Regions from separate parts of the Homo sapiens genome. Here region 1 is linked to region 2. Evidence: read pairs that join two places in POLR2A ChIA-PET (ENCODE). Cell type or tissue: OCI-LY7. All regions are shown on one strand. Links, peaks and the distances in the headings refer to the core of each region. The heading gives the core; the rest is flanking DNA. Region 1 has its middle 210 kb from the start of SLC24A2. Region 2 has its middle 110 kb from the start of SLC24A2.

Region 1 (2,919 bases), core at 163-2,662, 95 kb after region 2:
GTGAAAAAAAAAAGGCAAAAAAAGCAAACAATTTGCTGAGCTCTTCAACTAGGCATGCTTCTTGAGAATAATTACGAGAGAGAGCACAGAGCATTTTCCTCAAGACAAGAAGAGAGATTTAGAACTTAGTCATCACAATTTTACTGTTTCTTCTTAATAATTTTTGGAATCTGGTCTTGGTGCTAGATTTGCAATAATCAGACTAGGTGTGAGTTTAGGGAACCAGCAAAGCAGGGGCACAGAAAGAAAGAGAAAGAGAAAGAGAGAAATTAGAATAAAGATAATTCCAGTACCCATTTAAGCTTTATGTCACCTCAAAAAGTAAGTTTACTTTACAGTTTGATACAACTTTGATTTTGACTTTCATATGGAAGTGGACGTACCATATTAGTTTAGGTCATGATACCTTTTACATTCTTAAGCTATTCCTTGGAGTGAGGAACTGAGGTCCCCATTTGTGAGCCCAAGAAGATCAGAGGAGGTGGTCAGGATCATTCAGCACACTCTCAGCAAGTGTCAGACTCACCCAACAACAGAAAGGGAAACCCCAGTCACAGATCCACTATTATAGAAGGGGAGAGGTAAACAGAGAGAATTTACTGAGTGGTTAGAAATGATTCCACTCATGAAAAAACAGGCGTACAACAGCAGCTAGGAGTGAGCAAGACAAACTCCAGTCTTCAGAATTACACACAGATTCAGCTCTGTTGAGATCTTACTTGATGACATGGTTGGACTCAGGCAACACATTTTATTTGCCAATGAAACTGTATTTGGATAAATAGTTAATTTGCCTGTGTCCCTCACTGCAAAAGAGAAGCTCTTATTTCCTTCTCAGTTTGAATCAGATTTGAATCAGAATTTTATCAATAGAAGATTCAGCATTAATTTTCTCTGGCTCTTTCCAATAGGCCCTCCTAGTTACTATCTCTTAGTTCATACCTGGCATCCTTATATTTTTGGGAAAAAAGCCAATACTATTAAGGATAAGCCATACAATAATAAAAATTATATTAATAATAATGCATCTCTCACTATTTAGCACTTACTCTGTGCCGGAAGCTGTGGTAAGTAATTTACATTCATTGTCTCAATTGGTCTTCACAATGAAACAACAAAATCTGTAATTATCATTTTCTCCATTTTAGAGATGGGAGATTGAGATTTAGACATGGCAGGGCTAGGATTCAAACTCTGGCAGATGAACTCTGAGTGTGCCCCTCTTCAGAAATGGGTCTTCCATTCAGACCCATTCAGGGGTTAACTCAGCCTGAACTCGCCCACACATACCCTGTTTTGAGCTCAACTTCCTTCTGGCAGCAGTACTTCCTGAAGCCTGTCAATGATTCACTTCCGGGTCACCTCTACCCTCTGTGAGCCTTGTGAGACATTTTAAATGCCAGAGCCACATTCATTCATTGTAGCTCCAGCATTTCTTTTCCTAGGGACATGCTATTTTCATTAGGATTAAAACAGCCCCCAGCAATAAATATTAAAAACCTGCCCAGTGAAAAGAGCAGCTTCCTCAGAAGCTTATGAGGATTAGAATTTTTAAGCAGGCCCCGCTTCCTATGACCACCCCTCTTCTCCATCCCTTTGTGTGCTCCCACATGGGTGTGCTTTCAGCATCAATCAGATTTGCTGTTTTGCTCAAATCCGTTCATACTAATTGTCTGCCCATATTGCTGTGTGCTCTGGACAGAATGGTCTGGGAGAAATAGAAACTCACTCCTTCTCCCACCCCTGGGGGGATTCAGATTTTGTGTGCTTGATCTTTGTTGGTGGCAAGATAAAAATGCTTGCTATACATAGCAGCTTTCCTCCTTCATGTTCAACGGCAGCCCTGATGATGGGGGACCTCAGCCATCCTATTTGTTCTAAAGCCACCCACAGAAGAATCAGACCAGCAGAAGCCAGAAATAAGCTAGCTGGGGCTGCAAGTCTCTTTGTGTGTGGTGATATAGCAGAGAGACTTGGGAAAGTCAATTATTTTCAGTATGAGTTTTGGTTCCACTGCTTCATGGTGTAAGATGGGGATCCCCAATTTGTTCATCTGTAAAATGAAGATGCTAATGCCTACCCACTGGGGCTATTGGGAGAATTAAAGACCTATATAAAGTGTTTAGTGCAAGACTTGGAGCAGGGAGCCACGGCTTTGCCTGTCACTCCTTCGCCTCCCTGGCTGGAAGCCTGAGTAGTAGGTGAGGCATTTATTATCCATGTTCATTAACATCCCTGAAGACTTGTGGTTCCTGTATTGAAAACCACACTGAGTGTTCCCAGTTAATTGGGTGTCCTTGGGCCTGAGTTTCTCTACACAAATATATGAGCTTGGGATTTTTAAAAAGTATACAGTAATTATATTCTTGGACAAATGGTACCTTTTCTAGAAAAGCACAGAGAATTCTTTCAGCACTCAGGGCTAGGTAGGAATTGCTTGATGTATGGGTAGCAACTCATAGTAACTAATGATTTACAATAAATACTCCAACAAAGAAAAGTCTGAGTAAACTCTATATTTCATCCTCATGGCAATGAGCTACAAAAGGTTTGCATTTTAAATCAACTGGTGGTTGTACCCCAGAAGGATGTGGTCTAAATAGATTTGTGTGACAGGGTAATTACTCATCACGGAAAGGATCCCAGCTGTCATCATGGTTTCTCACTAAGCAGTCAGTGAGTGAGCAGTTATGGAATTACAGGGCTGACCTCCTGTGTCCTGCCTTACAGTCATCCTGAGCCAGAGTCACAGAGTTTCATCAGGGGGACCCAGGAGGCACAAAGCAGTCAACACCCATGGCTGAGAATCAAAGTCTAGAAGGGGCCTGTTTTCAACCTCTTCATCCGGGTCACTGGTGGCAATTTTGCCAAGTGACTAAAGAGCTAGACTAGGAGTTCCCCAGTTCAGGGTCTTAATGG
Region 2 (2,919 bases), core at 252-2,751:
GACCAGAAGACAGATACTTCAAAGGAGGTCAAAGGAGGAGGGGTTGGGGCAGGAGCTTTATGATGAAATGGGTTTGGCTAATTATACATATTCAGCAGGTTACAAGAGGAACTATAAATATTCATGAAAGTGGTCCTAAAGCATGTGTATTCACTACACACACATGTAACATACGACCCATGTTCATTGTGTTGGTGGAGACTTAATATTGTAGTATCTACAATTAGGCCCTAGATGTCAAAGGCTGAAGCTGGGACATGAAGATAATCAAGTGTGCAGACTCTCTAAAACTGGCCAGAACTAGTCTGTGGTTGGTGTTCTTCTTAACAGGAGAAAGCTACTGAGATAAGTCTCTTATCTAGCCAAAGCTGTGGTTATGGCTTGTGGAACAGGCGGGGTGGGAGGGGGGACTGAGGTGGTGTTGGTCAGTTAGTCAGTAGGCAATGGTGGCAGTGAATTGAATGTGACTGAGCTGCAATTGTTTGAACATTGCTTACCTTGAGGCCCCGTGCTTGCTGGGCTGCCACAGAACAAGAAAAACCTTGTAGAAGTTAGAGCATAGTTCATTCTTTAAGGGTAGGGTGCAGGACTTAAGTAACCCTTGCCTGGCACAGCCTTAGGCCCTGTTTATAATTTGGTATTTTATTGTCACAAAGAGTCTGTTCCGGCTACTTTAACATTAATGCTGGTTGGTTGTGTCTAAACTGCAAAAAGGGAAGGGGTATAATGAGACGTGTCTCACCTCCTGTCCTGTCATGGCCAGGAATTCAGTTTTTAAGGCTTCTCTGGGTTCCCTCTGGCCAAGATGGTATGATGGTGTCCATTCAGTCAGTTGGGAGGCTTGGGATTTTATTTTTAGTTTACAAGACTGAGTAAGAATTTTCAAGGCAGGCAAATGGAAAAAGGACATTTTAGACAAGGAGAAAAGCCTTATGCCTACACCTTACAACAGATGAATCCTGCCCTGACAGAAATCAAAGGGCCTAGATAATCAGTAATCAGATATTTTTTTAATGGGTAAAGCTTTTAACAGCAGAAAACTCCTTATCCTCCTCCTCATCATGATCATCATAAACATCAATAACCGAAGCACCAGTAAGCAGTTAAGTTTAGGTCCACAGGATTAGCCCAGGCAGAGTGAGTGTTCTTTGTATTTAATAAAGGCTCATTCTGGAAGAGGATATTGAGTCATTTGCCTAAGTCTCTGGAATTTTCACACTTTTACTACCAGTATCACATATCGATGAATATTATTCTGGAGACCTCCAGAAAGAGCCATATTTTCAGAGTGAGAAGGCAGGAATAAGAGGTAATCACTATATTACAATTACATTAGAAAGGAAGAAATTGGTTACATGAACTAACACTTCTGAGATATAGTGTGAGTATGGTTACAGATATAACATATTTGACATAGTAAACCAATGTAGTTTTATTTCCTCCCTAAATCACGTTCCCTTGCAGTCTTTCAACTTCATGGCTAAGCTGTGAGGCTCATTACTCTAGGCAAAGTGAGGACAGATCCTACCTAGGAAAAAGAGTCACTGAGTATCAAAGTCTATAATAAGTCTTAAAAATCAGGCTTTTTTTTTTTTTAATAAGCAGGTTTTTCAATTTCTTTAACTCCCATTATCAGATCGAGTGCCAGACCTTGTGAGACTCAATTATTCTGAGAGAGCGTCTTGGTTAGCTCGTAACAAAATACCACAGACTGGGTGGTTTTAGCAACAAACATTTATTTCTCCCAGTTGTAAAGGCTGGAAGTCTGAGATCAGGATGCCAGCCTGGTTGGGTTGTTGGTGAAGGCCCTCCTCCTAGTTCACAGACAGCTGCTTTCTCGTTATAACCTCACATGGCAGAGAGAAACAGAGAGAGAGAGAGTGAGTGAGCTCTGGTCCCTTTTCCTCTTCTTATAAGGACACCAATCCCATCATGCGTGCTTCACATTCATCTAGATCTAATTATCTCCCAAAGGCTTACCTCCAAATACCACCACATTGGGGATTAAGGCTTTGGAATATTAATTCTGGGAAAACACAAACATGCAGTCCATAGTAGGGAGGCATAACTCAGGATATGGCAGAAAGGAAACAAAAGCCCATCCCTTCTCACTCAGGTAGGCTGCAGCAAGAAAAGAGACAGAGGTAGAGCTAGCAGGAAGCACTTTATGATCCTCAGTTTTCCCTTCTTAAAGATTCCCTCTGATATGAAATCTCAGAAATATCCACAGAGCCATGAGAAAATGATGGGCATTAGAGATGGATGGAGTAAGCGTTAAGTCTGAAGGAGTCCTACACGAGACCTCTTTAAGATGGTCCAGTATATGGCAAAAAAGCGGTGGAAGGGAGCTTTAGAGGTCAGTATGAGGCTTCACTCTATGCTCCTATGCCTTGCTTAACATTCAGGTAACCCAGGTATTCTCCCATGTCCTTGTGAGTAGGTGCACAGAATGCCAGAACTATATAGAATCAAAAAGCCTCTCATGCACAAAGATTTTGTAACTAAGGGAAGGTGGCTGAGACCATGGATGTTAGCAGTAAGGGCCAGTACATCACCTCAGCAGGTCTAATGGGACAAGTCATACCTCAGTGGTCAGCAGCCTAGAAGCTAAACAGCTCGGACATGTAGCAAAGACCTGCCAGGACCTGTATCCTCACTCCTTGAAGTATGTGCAAGGACCAGCAGCATCAGCATCACTTGATCTTGTTAGATATGAAGAATCTTGGGCACCATCCTGGAACTACTGAATCAGAATCTGCACTCTGACAAGATGAACATTTAATTCATGTCACATTTAAGTTTCAGAAGCAGTGATCTAGAAGAGATTGTATGGATCCAAGGCCTCTGCCTCTCTCCTCTAACCCATCATGAGATTATACACCAAAATCACCCTCTGTAGCCATGTGCTCTCTTAGAGAG

What was found. ChIA-PET counts read pairs that join two places held together with the same protein. Peaks named below come from ENCODE experiments on the same cell type or tissue, not always from the same donor. Only the 100,000 strongest peaks of a DNase experiment are listed, where the experiment ranks them.
Region 1: POLR2A ChIA-PET joins it to region 2 with 7 read pairs; 2 of 35 experiments call an interaction of 5 or more read pairs at or near these places.

The regions. Positions count from the first base shown.
Region 1 is chr9:19,997,034-19,999,952 of GRCh38, forward strand. It overlaps a transcript of SLC24A2 not described here. Among named protein-coding and RNA genes, the nearest start is that of SLC24A2, 210 kb to the left of the region's middle. RefSeq lists an enhancer at 2,267-2,919. In OCI-LY7, for the core only: no CTCF peak of the experiment used is centred there; a DNase peak (open chromatin) is centred at 1,348.
Region 2 is chr9:19,901,457-19,904,375 of GRCh38, forward strand. It overlaps a transcript of SLC24A2 not described here. Among named protein-coding and RNA genes, the nearest start is that of SLC24A2, 110 kb to the left of the region's middle. In OCI-LY7, for the core only: no CTCF peak of the experiment used is centred there; no DNase peak of the experiment used is centred there.